Regions from separate parts of the Homo sapiens genome. Here regions 2 and 3 are each linked to region 1. Evidence: chromatin contacts called from ENCODE Hi-C or POLR2A ChIA-PET data. All regions are on one chromosome and are shown on one strand. The core of a region is the stretch at or near the end of the contact, and the rest is flanking DNA. Distances in the headings are between cores, read along the strand shown.

Evidence for each region. A loop is a pair of places that touch in the nucleus more often than their neighbours do. ChIA-PET counts read pairs that join two places held with the same protein, here RNA polymerase II (POLR2A). Pooled maps may share reads with other maps.
Region 2: POLR2A ChIA-PET joins it to region 1 with 11 read pairs in PC-9. The contact joins the enhancer-like site here to the promoter of SPNS2-AS1 in region 1. POLR2A ChIA-PET finds 5 or more read pairs at or near these places in 2 of 52 experiments (PC-9 and naive thymus-derived CD8-positive, alpha-beta T cell).
Region 3: a loop to region 1 is called in a pooled map, with 2.9 times the contacts of the local background. The contact joins the promoter of GLTPD2 here to the promoter of SPNS2-AS1 in region 1. A Hi-C loop is called at or near these places in 1 of 50 pooled maps.

Annotation. Positions count from the first base shown.
Region 1 is chr17:4,497,485-4,501,596 of GRCh38, reverse strand. It overlaps SPNS2-AS1 (SPNS2 antisense RNA 1), which reads left to right and starts at 2,862. Exons shown (of 3, transcript XR_001752763.2): 1 at 2,862-3,446; 2 at 3,882-4,055. It overlaps SPNS2 (SPNS lysolipid transporter 2, sphingosine-1-phosphate), which reads right to left and starts at 2,716. Exons shown (of 13, transcript NM_001124758.3): 1 at 2,180-2,716. The coding sequence starts at 2,549. RefSeq lists enhancers at 1,282-1,916, 1,917-2,552 and silencers at 2,594-2,643, 2,704-2,853, 2,864-2,923.
Region 2 is chr17:4,159,569-4,163,680 of GRCh38, reverse strand. No RefSeq gene overlaps it. Among named protein-coding and RNA genes, the nearest start is that of CYB5D2, 18 kb to the right of the region's middle. Within about 2 kb of position 2,285, at least 14 of the 41 ENCODE cell types and tissues checked have a DNase peak (open chromatin) inside an H3K27ac peak, as active enhancers do; they include PC-9, where a contact is called at or near this core.
Region 3 is chr17:4,787,281-4,791,392 of GRCh38, reverse strand. It overlaps GLTPD2 (glycolipid transfer protein domain containing 2), which reads right to left and starts at 2,429. Exons shown (of 4, transcript NM_001014985.3): 1 at 2,276-2,429; 2 at 2,103-2,167; 3 at 1,716-1,882; 4 at 804-1,634. The coding sequence starts at 2,381. The coding sequence ends at 1,097. RefSeq lists an enhancer at 663-742 and a silencer at 973-1,622.

The sequences.
Region 1 (4,112 bases), core at 1,613-4,112:
TGTGTCTGTTGTGTGTTGGGGGTGGGGTGGTGTGTGAGCTCCCACTCCAGGCCAGGAGAGGGAGGGAGGCACAGCCCAGGCAAGTGTTTGCACAGGACTTTCCGGGCCTTCCTCCCTAACTGCCCCACGCCCCTCTTAGCCACCACTCCCCACCTCCCTTTACCAATTCACCACAAATTTCCTATCTCATTCCCCCATGCTGACAATCTGACTCAGAGACCTGAGTAGAAGTGGGAGCAGATAAGTGCCAGCCCTCCCTGATCCCACCCTCTCTGGCTCTGCCCCTGGCAGAGGCAGTTCCCCTAAGAACGTCAAAGGGGGTGGTCTGGGGCCAGAAAAAAAACAAGTTGGAGAGCGCTACAGTGCCAGAAGTAGTACCATTCCTTCTTCAGCTGAGAAAGGGTGGGAAGACCTCCTCCCAGGCAGAGCCTTACTGTTAGAGCTAACACCAGCTTTGCCAGTCACTTTCCTGGCCATCTTGAACGGGGGCTGTACAGGGACATTGGTCCCCCTATCTGTGTACAGAAGCCTTTTGTGAACTGACTACAGGTCCCAGGTATTCTCTGATTTCTCCCCCAAAGGATGGCGCTTATGCTCCCAGGTCCCCGGCAGCATGGTGCATGCGTGACAGCGGCTGGCGTTTTTGGGAGGTGCTCAATATTCCTGCTCTCTAGACCAAAGTAAGTTTCTCTTTGGGATAGCTCGACCCAGAAACTGATGCCACTGGTACCCACTTCCAATTTCCTCCAGCGGAAGGACAGAGAGCCAAGGGGGGTTGAAAGCAGGAATGGGGGGAGGGGGAAGCCTCTGCCCTCCCATCAGAATTCTTCCCTTCCATTTGACACAAAACTCCATTCAACAGACGGGGAGACTGAGGCCCAGAGAAGGCACCAGGTGGCATGTGGTTTATGCCCGGGCTCTCTTCCCTCAATTGCCGCAAAGTTCTCTTTAGAGTCTGTCCAAAAATAAATCCTTCCCTCTCTCCTATCTCCTCTCTCTCTCTGTTGTGTGTGTGTTTGATAGCTCCAGATTTTACTAAGCTATAGTTACGCAGGTTCTGGGCCAGCATGCCAGGCACACAGTACTGCTCTCCTCCTGCAGGGAGCCCCTTCCTATGCCAGTCTGGCCAAAGTCCTTCCCTCTCAAAGCTCCACCATTCCCAACCAGTAGCAGCTCAGTCTAGGGCAAATTCTTACCCCTAGACCCACCCCTAATTGCTGGGGAAGGGAGCCAGCAGAAGGCAATTCCAGAACCACGTGCGTCCCCCAAAGGCCCAATGATCAATCAACTCACAAACGGGCAAACAGACCTAAACACACGCTGAGACTGGCCCAAGGTCACACACCAAGCACATTAGGAGCAAAGCTGGGGCTAGAACCCAGTTGTTCTATCGATCCCAATCCCGTCCCCAAGGCTGATTCCCAGAGATGCTCCCTGAGGATGAGGCTCCACGTCTCTAGCTCCAGAGGCCTGCGCCCTACCCTACACCCCAAGCACCATAGAGCAGGGGGAGGCGTCTCCAGGCCTCTGTACAGGGCCAGCTGCAAACCGCAGCCTGGGTCCCCAGGCGCCGCGGACCCGCCCCGCCCCTCCCTCCGCTCCCCGCAGCCCGGAGCCTTTGTCAGCCACGCGCTCACACACAACCGCGCCGCCACGCGCACACACACCCGGTCTCCCTAGCGCACACCCGCAAGGGGCGCGCGCACTCGCCGCACGCACGCAGGGGGGTGGAGGCGGCGGAGAAAGGAAGGAACTGACGGGCCATGGACGGACAGACGACCTGGGCTGGGGGAAGGGAAGGGAAGGAGGCCCGGGAACCGGCAGCTGGGGTCGGAGGGGGCGCAGAGACAAGGAGACAGAGAGACGCAGAGGAGACTCTTGGAGAGGAGGACAACGGATGGGCCGTCAAGGGCTGGAGAGGACGCGCGGGCTGCTCCAGGGGTGGGGACTCCTCTATCCCTTGGCCCCGGGTGTGTATGAGCGGGGAGCTGGATTGTACCCGTGGTGCACGGAGGCATCCCTTGCCCAGTTGTGCCTGAGCAGAGGGTCCGTAGGGACCTCACGTAGGGCCTGGAGATAGCAGGCCTGAGACCAAAAGCTCTCTGGGGTACCTCCCTCGAGGCGGGTGGTGGGATGGGGTGGGGTCTTGGTCCTCGGGCTGGGTGGGGCACTCGCTCACCTGCCACGGTGTACCTGTCCAGGTAGTTGAGCACGTTGCCCAAGCTGAGGATGGCGGCGGCTGCCCCCCGCCCGCGGCCCAAGCTGGCCGGTTTGGGCTGCTGAGCGCCGGGGCCCTTTGCAGTAGCTGCGCAGCCGGGGGTGCCGGGGGTGCCGGGGGGTCCGGTCGGGGCCCGCCTTACGCTGCCCGACAGCGTCTGCACCTCATCGCCCGCGGCCGAGACTCCAGCGCCGCCCGCGCCCCGCGCCCCGCAGCAACCGCTACCGCCAGCCCCTCGCTGCGCCCCCCGGCGCCGGCGCCGCCGCTCCGCGTCCGCCTCCTCCTCCTCCGCGCCGCCCGCCGCCGCCGAGGCGCATTCCAGGCACATCATGCCGGCCCGGATCGGGGCGGCGGGGGGCGCGGGGGGCGCGGGGCCCAGGCTGGGCCCGCTCAGCGCGTGCGTGCGCCGCGGAGCCGCCACTGCACCATCCTGGTCGGGCCCCGTCGGCTCCTGCGCTCCGGCCCCGGCTGCGGCGCTGCCACCGCTCAGCTCGCTGCGCCTCGTTCGCCGCCGCGGCTCTGACAGCTGCGGCCCGGCCCCGCCCACCAGGCCCGCGCCCAATCAGCTCCGGGCTCGGGCCACAGCCCCGCCCCGCACGTGCTGCCCTGGGGGTGGGGGGCCCGGGGACTGGGGGCCCGGGCGGCAGAGCCCCTCCTGCCAATGGGGGCGCAGTCACGCCGGGGCCGACCGGCCGCGAACGCCCGCGGGGAGCGGGAGAGGGTTTGCTCTGGCTACGGAGCTGGGAGCAGGGTGCTGGTGACGGGGCTCCCAGCACCTACTCAGTACCCTTCACCCAACCCCTGCCTCGGGCGTGGACTCCCGGCGGAGGCTCTGGGAGCCGGGCTGAGGGCTTGAGCCTAGCGTATCTGGGAGAACTGGAGAGAGGAGTCTCAGATGGCTAAAGTCAGGGGCGCCAGTTGGAGAGCCGGTGGCTCCTCCGATACTCACACGCCCGGATTTAACCAGTTCAGGGAGGGCCCAGAACCTAGACCTCCACCAGTCATGGTGGGCTGTGTCTCCCACCTCCCCAGGGCAACCCAGATCCAGCCCCCAACCTACCCCGGGCCCATTCCTGTGTGGGCACCCGGACCCTACCCTTGCCCCACAGAGTGGCCCGCAGCCCCTGGCGGGGAGAGCAAGGGCTGTGATTGGGGCCCAACAGAAACAGGATATTCAGAAGGGGCTTTCCCTCCTGAGGGACCACATCTCCAAGCTTCAGACTTCCAGGTATGTGCTAGAGAGGGTACAAAGCCCCCAGTGGCAGACAGGAGGCTGGGTCCTAGCTCAGCTCTGCCCTGGTGTGTGGCATGATCCTGAACATGACACCCACTCTCTGGGCCTCCATTTCTGTATCTGGGGGCAGATGGCAGGATGGGATTCAGTCTGGAAATCCACGGGTGGTCACCTCCCCTTGGTGGGACGGGGCGGGGGTCTGCCTCCTATGGAGAGTGGTTGGGGTGCTTCTGTGTTCCTGACATCCCATCACGGTTTCACCCCTCCTTAGAGGTGCTGTGGCTCTGTGACGATCTCCCCCTTCCCTCCCCCATTCACCTGTTTGGGGAATTAAAATCGAAATTAAAATCCTGTATAAAGTGCAGAGGACAGAATGTTAGAACTGGACAAACCCTCGGAAACCAGTTAATCATTCCCTGTGTTTCACAGACAAGTCCCAGGGCACGGACGTGACCCATTACGAACAGGCAGTGAAGCTGTGGCAGGGCTGGAGCTGCCCCAGGCTCTGGCATCATCCCCGAGGGCTGGAGCTCACTCCCCGCTAGAGGCTTTTCCGGACCCCACGTCCACAGGCAGGTGCATCTGGTGAAGCTTTCGGCCACAGTGAGTCATGGCATAGCCAACGGGTGACACAGCACGAGGCACCCCCCCCGCCCCCCT
Region 2 (4,112 bases), core at 1,036-3,535, 340 kb after region 1:
TTTGGGGTTCAGGTGGTGTTTGGTTACGTGAGGTTCTTTAGCGGTGATTTCCAGGATTTTGGGGCACCCATCACCCAAGCAGTGTACACTGGACCCTTTTATCCCTCACCCCAACCCTTTCCCCTGAGCCCCCAAAGTCCACTGTATCATTCTTAATGCCTTTACGTCCTCATGGCTTAGCTCCCGAAAAGTAGTTATTTTAAACATACTAGCTGCCTGAACTTACTGTGCCCTTGGCCCAGATTTCAGCTCATAGCACCGAGCGTGATCACTGAGGCAGTCTCAGTCACCGTCACCTGACCCCTCTGAAGTTCTCAAGAGGATCCACTCATGAGGAGCTTTCTGCTGGCCGAGGCGTGAAGGGCGACTGGCACTGTGGGTTTCAGAGAATGCTAAGGACAGTTTCAGGCCTTGCAAATTAAAACCTAGTGATCCATAAAGCCCCTGTACAAATCACTACCAATCAAGCAGCTCACGTGGCCCTCACGCTGTCCTGAGCAAATGTATTCCCTTTTTCCTGTCTTCCATTTTGCTTACCCCTAGGTCAGACTAGCTGTGGTGATTGATAGAGCTCATAAAGCTCATTCTCCAGTGGCTTTTCTCCTAGTTAATATGCATGTGAAGTGTTTCCACAGGACAATCCCAAGTAATCCTCACAGCTGCCCTTGAGGCGAACAGTGCTAACCACGCTGTCACTGGTTATGATAAGCGAAGCACAAACAGTAACCAGGCACATCAACTTCCACACGTTTGCCCAGCCAGGGAGAGCACTGGGTTTTAGTTCTGCTTTTTTATTCATGAGCTGAGAGTTCTGGGCGAGTTTCCTAACTTCTTTGCCTCTGTTTCCCTATCTACATAATGGGGGCGGGACTGTAGTCCTTAACTGACAGGGTTGCCTGGAGGAAGGTGATCAGTAATGTGTCCTTCTCATCCAAGTACCCGGATTCTGGTGTGTGCACCGCAGGCTCTTCTGGCAGTATCTGCTGCCACCGGAAGAAATCTGGGGGCTCTGGCAGTAGGAAGTACTCTCAAGGCTAGGGTCCAGCCTAGGGTTGTTGCCCTTCTCTGAGGCACCCACAGACTTCTGAGCAGGCACAGTCCTAACCTCCCCATTGGGGCCAGCTTTCAGAGTACAGCTTTGCCTAGAGCAAAGTGAGTGTGGGGCGGGGCGGGGGTCACGCAGTGGCTCAGCTGTGACCAAAAAACGTCAGACTCTTCACTCTTAGATGTTTATAGAAAACTGTAATCTCAGAATGAAAAGGCAAATGTTGAAACTTCTTTCAAGATGACTTCTTTATTTTTGGGTTTTGTTTGTTTGTTTTGGGAGAGTCTCTCTCTGTCGCCCAGGCTGGAGTGCAGTGGTGTGATCTCGGCTCACTGCAGCCTCCACCTCCCCAGTAGCTAGGACTGCAGATGCGTACCACCACACCCAGCTAATTTTTGTATTTTAGTAGAGATGGGGTTTCACCATGTTGGCCGGGCTGGCCTCCATCGAACTCCTGGCTTCAAGAGATCCGCCCACCTTGGGCTCCCAAAGTGCTGGGATTATAAGCGCCCGGCCTCCTTCACAATGTTGGAGTGGAGTGCAGCTGCAAAGGCTTTGCCTTGACACTGTGCTCACTGGTGTGGCAGAGATCAGACTCGCATCACAAAGCCCAGCTCTGTCACCCGACGGTTGATGTAACTATTAGAAGAGGTGGGGAGATATTTATGCCCCTTTTCTGGGCCATAAAATGGGAACTTCTCAAGGCAGGCATAGAGATTAAATGAGAACAAGGCCTGGCCCAGCATAGTTGCCCAATATGTATGTTTTCTCCTTCCCTTCCTTCTGCCAGCAAGTCTAACTGCATGCTCAGCCTAAGCTGAGCTTATCTGTGGCTTCCATCAGGGCCTTGCCCTTCCTCCCCCATGGTTTTGCCCAGGGCCACCTGTACTGGAGAGGGAAAGGCCAGGCATTTCTCCAGTAATTACCAGCTTCTCATGGCTGAGCCCTTCAGGCCATTAAAATGACAACCTACTCTTGCTGAACCTAATTCTTTGCTGAATCCTTTGCCCTGACATGAGAGATGTGTTACCAGATTAAGTAGGAAGGTAAGTACCATAAGGTAAGTATCAAAAAGGAAATGAATTCTCAACTGAGCAAGGAACAGAGCAGGCTGCTGAAGCCAGCCAAGTCTGTCCTGGAGCCTGCACGCAGGGCTCTTGCATCAGTCAGAGATCAGGTACCCTCTAGGCACGGCCAGAGCCCGCAGCTGGCTGGAATGACTAATGCTCCTTTTTGTTTGTTTGTTTTTTGAAGGATCAGAACATCTTGGGACCTGGCCCTCACACTCTCCCTGCATTCCTACCGCAAGGACAGCCTCTGGCTGCTCTACTGGGTTTATTCCACCATACTATAAGCCCCCTGAGGTCGGAAGCCTTGCTTCCTCGACCACCCAACCCTAACGTGATGCCTGGCACATAGTAGGTTCTTGGTAAGTTATTTGCTGAATGACTAAGGAGGACTAAATCATGGGCAGTAACTAGTTTCCAGTTAGCATGGAGTTGGGGGCTGTTTCTGGTTAATAGAGAAGTCTCAGCACTGAGCTCAGGGACTGCCTAGAACTCAGAAGAAAATCCTAATTTCAGCTCTTCTTTCTGTCTGCTCCTGGTCCTGCCCCAGGGAGGGCAGAGACATACAGAAATATGGAGGAGTGAAAATGGCACCGAATCAGGCATCCAGAGCTTTGAGTTCTAGGCTCAGGTCCATGCTCAGTGACTTAAGTTCTATGTGCCTTTATTGCCTTATCTCCAAAAAGTGCGGTGGCTCACGCCTGTAATCCCAGCACTTTGGGAGGCCGAGGTGGGCAGATTGCTTGAGCCCAGGAGTTGGAGACCAGGCTGGGCAACAAGGTAAAACCCCATCTCTACAAAAATAAAAAACTAGCCGGGCATGCTGGTACGTGCCCATCATCCCAGCTACTCGGGAGGCTGAAGTGGCAGAATCTTTTTGAGCCCGGGAGGTCAAGGCTGCAGTGAGCTATGATCACGCCACTGCACTCCAGCCTGGGCAACAGAGTAAGACCCTGTCTCAAAAAAAGAAACAACTCTGCACGAACTTCCCACACGCTAGGTGCGGTGGATATAGGGGTACAGCGCTGAGTAAAGTGGATTATAGGGGCATGGTGCTGAGTCACGTGGATATAGGGGTGAGGAGCTGAGTCACATGGATATGGGGTAAGGCTCTGAGTCATGTAGATATAGGGGTACAGCGCTGAGTAATGTGGATTATAGGGGTACGGCACTGAGTAAAGTGGATTATAGGGGTACGGAGCTGAGTTGCGTGAATGTAGGGGTACAGCGCTGAGTTGTGGATATAGGGGCACAGAGCCGAGTCGTGGATATCGGGGTATGGAGCCGAGTCGTGGATACAGGGGTACGGCGCTGAGTCATGTGGATACAGGGGTACGGAGCTGAGTCATGTGGATTATAGGGGTACGGAGCTGGGTCGTGGATATAGGGGTACGGAGCTGAGTCATGTGGATTATAGGGGTACGGAGCTGAGTCATGTGGATATAGGGGTACGGAGCTGAGTCGTGGATATAGGGGTACGGCGCTGAGTCATGTGGATTATAGGGGTACAGAGCTGAGTCATGTGGATATAGGGGTACGGCGCTGAGTCATGTGGATATAGGGGTACGGCGCTGAGTCATGTGGATATAGGGGTACGGACAGTCGTGGATTATAGGGGTACAGAGCTCAGTCATGTGGATATAGGGGTACATAGCTGAGTCATGTGGATATAGGGGTACGGAGCTGAGTCATGTGAATATAGGGGTACGGAGCTGAGTTGTGGATATAGGGATATGGAGCTGAGTCGTGGATATAGGGGTACGGAGCTGAGTCATGTGGATATAGGGGTATGGAGCTGAATCACACTGGGGCTCTGTCCTCAGAGTGTCTGAGGTCCAGTGCAAGAGGTTGATAGGAAGTTCATGGTAAGAGCCCACTGTGATATGAGCACAGCCATGGAGCAGGGAAAGTGCGTCTATAGCTCACTGCTGGCCCAACAGTTAATGAAGGCTCCCAAGAGGGGCCTGATTGAGCTGAATATTGAAGCAATACGGGGTGGA
Region 3 (4,112 bases), core at 1,180-3,679, 290 kb before region 1:
TGATGAAAGAGAAACAGAAGGGCTGGGGCTGGGCGCAGTGCCTCACACCTGTAATCCCTGCACTTTGGGAGGCCGAGGCGGGCGGATAACCTGAGGTCGGGAATTCAAGACCAGCCTGACCAACACGTAGACAGCCTGTCTCTACTAAAAATACAAAAAGTAGCCTGGTGTGGTGGTGCATGCCTGTAATCCCAGCTACTTGGGAGGCTGAGGCAGGAGAATTGCTTGAACCCGGGAGGTGGAGGTTGCGGTGAGCCAAGATCGCGCCATTGCACTCCAGCCTGGGTAACAAGAGAGAAACTCTGTCTCAGAAAAAAAAAAAAAAAAAAGAAAGAAAACCAAACCAAAACGAAAAAACAACCCAGAAGGGTCTGGATGACGAGGTTTTTGGTCTGAGGACCTGGAAGAATGAAGTGTCATTTGAGCCAGCAAAGACTATGAAGGGAGAATTTTCGTGGGGAGGGCGTGTTGGAGCTTAGTGTTGGACATGGTAGGTTTGCTATGCCTAGGTGACATCCAAGTGGAAATACCGAATAGGCAATCGTATATGTAGGATTCTGGAGTCCAGGAGAAAGTGGATTGAAGTTGTGATTTGGAAGTTATCAGTGTATGAAATGGCAAGATCTTTCATGTTCATTGTGGGAGTGGCCGTGGAGTCACTTGGCTGCACAGGGGTGAAGCTCAGGGACAAGTCTGGGCTGGAGACTCAGCGTGTGTTTGGCAACCGAAGCCACGGGAGTGACTACGATAGGCCGGGGGAGCGTGAGTCTCTCGGCTGCCGAGAACAGAGATGACACATCTTCTCACCTTCGTTTTTTATTTCCCTTAAGCGCCTGTCGTCATCACACAAAACGCCCTACGTCGACGCTGCCAAATATTGCTTTTTTATTCCTCACAGCTCCTCCCGTCTTTCCGAGACTGCGGACAGAGGGAGCTCAACGCCATTCCCTGCCGGGGGCGGCCCTCGCCGCGGCGACGTCACGGAAGAGGCGGGATACGGAGGCGGCCGCGGCGCGGGCTGCAGGACTGACCCCGGGCTGCGCGGCCCCACCCCGGGCGGTCCGCTCCGTTCCCGCCGGTCCCCGCAGCCGCCGTCTTAGGCCAGCTGGAGCAGGCCGCGCTCGGCCAGCAGGCTCTGGGTGCGGTTGTAGACATCCTCCAAGGTGCCGGCGGCCCGGACCAGCGCGGCCCGCGCCTCCGCCTCGGTGGCTCCGGGACACGCCAGCTCCAGCAGGCGGCGGCGACCCGGGAAGGCGAGGAAGGCGAGGCGGGCGGTCTGTCGGACCAGCCAGGGGTGATGCGGACCCAGGGCCGCACGGTAGGCGTCGCTGCACTGCACGCCCGCGTCCGGGCCTCCCAGCGCGCCGGTCGCCACCCGGTGGAGGCAGAGCTGGGACCAGCGCAGCGCGCGGTGCAGCAGGAGCAGCGTGCGAGAGCCCGAGCTCCGGGTCGGGTCCCGGGGGGCCGCCCCCGGCTGCTCCAGCAGTCCCGCCCTCCGCTCCCACGCCGCCATGGCCACCAGCGACCAGTAGTGCTCCGCGTCCGGGCCGTGCACCCGAGCCTCCAGGTCTGTCACCTTGGTGAAGGCCTCCCTAGTGGCGAAGGCGAAGACGGAGCCGAGGGGAGTCAGGAACCTGCGGGCGAGACGATTTGAGAGAATGGAGATGGAGCCGCCAAGGAGGCGGGGACCGGCTGGGGGGCGGGAGGCCACTCACTCGACGAGTGCCCTCCATCCCGCCAGGTACGGCGACAGCCCCACATCCCCTTCGGGTTTCAGACTGGCGTGGAACCGCCTCATCATGCGGCCCAGCATCCCCCGAGGGCCCAGACACGGAGGCTGTTTCCTCTCCGGGGCCTCCAGGGTTCCCGACTCCTGCCGGACCTGGTGGGGAGACACGATGGGAAGAGGTGGGAGCAGATTCTGCCCTGAAGAAATTGTTCCGAAGGTTTAGCTGGCGGCTCTTCTGCTGTGCGCTCAGCTTCCGACGGGAGAGGGTAGACCGGGGGAGGACCCGCCCTTTGCCGGACCCTCAGCCTGGCTCCACGTCCCCCTGTTCTGGTCCCTCCTGGAGCGCCCGCGCCCAATCCTGCGCCTAGCGTACCTGGAAGGGCGCCGTTTCCCCTGGAACGCAGGGCTGCGCCCTGGGTCCGCAGCCCGAGCGGGCGCCTGGGTAGAGGAGAAGCGGAGCGGTGAGGGCTCGAGAAAGAGGCTTGAGTCGTGAGGGCCTGGATTCCGGGCTTCCTCCCGGAGCAAGTGAGGGAAGGGGCAGCTCACCTAGGCTCCGAACACTGAGATAAAGCAGCAGCAGCGCGAAGATAGCGAGAGGAATTGAGTGGCTGAACCAGTGCCGCAGGGCTGGGGGCCGCGCCGCCACTCCCATGCCTGCTGCTGGGACCGCCGCCCCCTCACCAGCGCCTAGCCAGTCCGTGTCCCTCCGCCTCCAGGAGGGGACAGAAGCCCGTGGTGCCCTGAGGCGCAAAGGATTAATAATTAACCTACTAAGGCCCCTTCCCCTGTGCCCTTCGCCCCAAAGGGCAGCTACCCTGGGTGCGAGGAACTGGGTGAAGGGAATTTGGGGGATTCGACAGCAGTGACAGATCAGTGCATTTCCCTTCCCTGTAGGGCCAGCTGTAGCAAGAGGCACTCTGAGTATTGGGAAGAGAGGCAGGGCCCAGAACAGCTCCCCTACTGAGCAGTGGTGTGGGCCCTAAATTCACTCTGGGCTTGAGTTCCCTCCACTGTAAATTGAGGATAATAATAGGTACTTTGCAAGCCTCATGTGAGGATTAAATGATAACGTATGTGAAAACACTAAATGGAAAAGCTGACCACAATTGCCCTATAAATCTTATTAAGTTCAAGCATTGTCCGGCTCTGGGATCCAGGGAACACCCACTTCTCTCTCGCTCTCTTTTTTTTTTTGTTTGTTTTTTGTTTTTTTGTTTTTTGAGACAAAGTCTCGCTCTGTCGCCCAGGCTGGAAAGTGCCGGCTAATTTTTACATTTTTAGTAGAGACAGGGTTTCACCATACTGGACAGGCTGGTCTCGAACTCCTGACCTTGTGATCCGCCCAACTTGGCCTCCCAAAGTGCTGGGATTACAGGCGTAAACCACCGCGCCCAGCCGGGAACACCCACTTCTAAATTCTCTATCTTATTCCCAGGGGACTTTGTCTTGACCTGGATACATGACCTCTTGCAATCATATACGTACGTCAGGCTTTATCCTTTTGCATTTTTGTGGTTTAATTTTCAAAACTCCAGATTGGCTCTTCAATCATTCATTGCACCAACTTTTATTAAGTACTTCCGCACGTACTAGGCTTCAAGAATACAAAAGTGCCTTCACAGAGCTCAAGGTCCACTGGGGGAGAATTTATCCTCTGTCTCCCCCACTGGAATGTGACCTCTGATGACAGGGGCCTTGTTATTCTTGCTTACAGCAAGTGGAATATTGCTTAAGCCAAAACATATTATTGCTAAATAGGTATTGAATAAACAAAGGAGTGTGTATGAGGGGCAGGTAAATCTGGGGTTGTGGCCCCTAACAAATTTAGCCAGGCATTTTTAGGCCAGGCACGGTGGCTCACGCCTGTAATCCCAGCACTTTGGGAGGCCGAGGTGGGCGGATCACCTGAGGTCAGCCTGGCTAACATGGCAACACCCCGTCTCTACTAAAAATATACAAATTAGCCGGGCGTGGTGGCGAACGCCTATAATCCCAGCTACTCGGGAGGTTAAGGGAAGAGAATCGCTTGAACCCGGGAGGCAGAGGTTGCAGTGAGCCGAGATGGCGTCACTGCACTCCAACCTGGGCAACAGAGTGAGACTTCGTCTCAAAACAAACAAACAAACAAACAAACAAAAAACATACTTAGCCAGATTTTCTCGCTTTTTGTTTTGCAAATTAGGAGTCCATCTGGTGGTCACAGGGGGAAAGGCATTCCAGGAAAGGATATAAGGATACAGAAAGCAATGGAAGAAACAGCATGATCTTTTCTTAGGGGTTCTTAGTCTCCTGTCCCCAAACTTCTTAGAGTTATTCCTGTTGGACCGGGCGCGGTGGCTCATGCCTGTAATCCCAGCACTTTGGGAGGCCGAGGCAGGCGGAT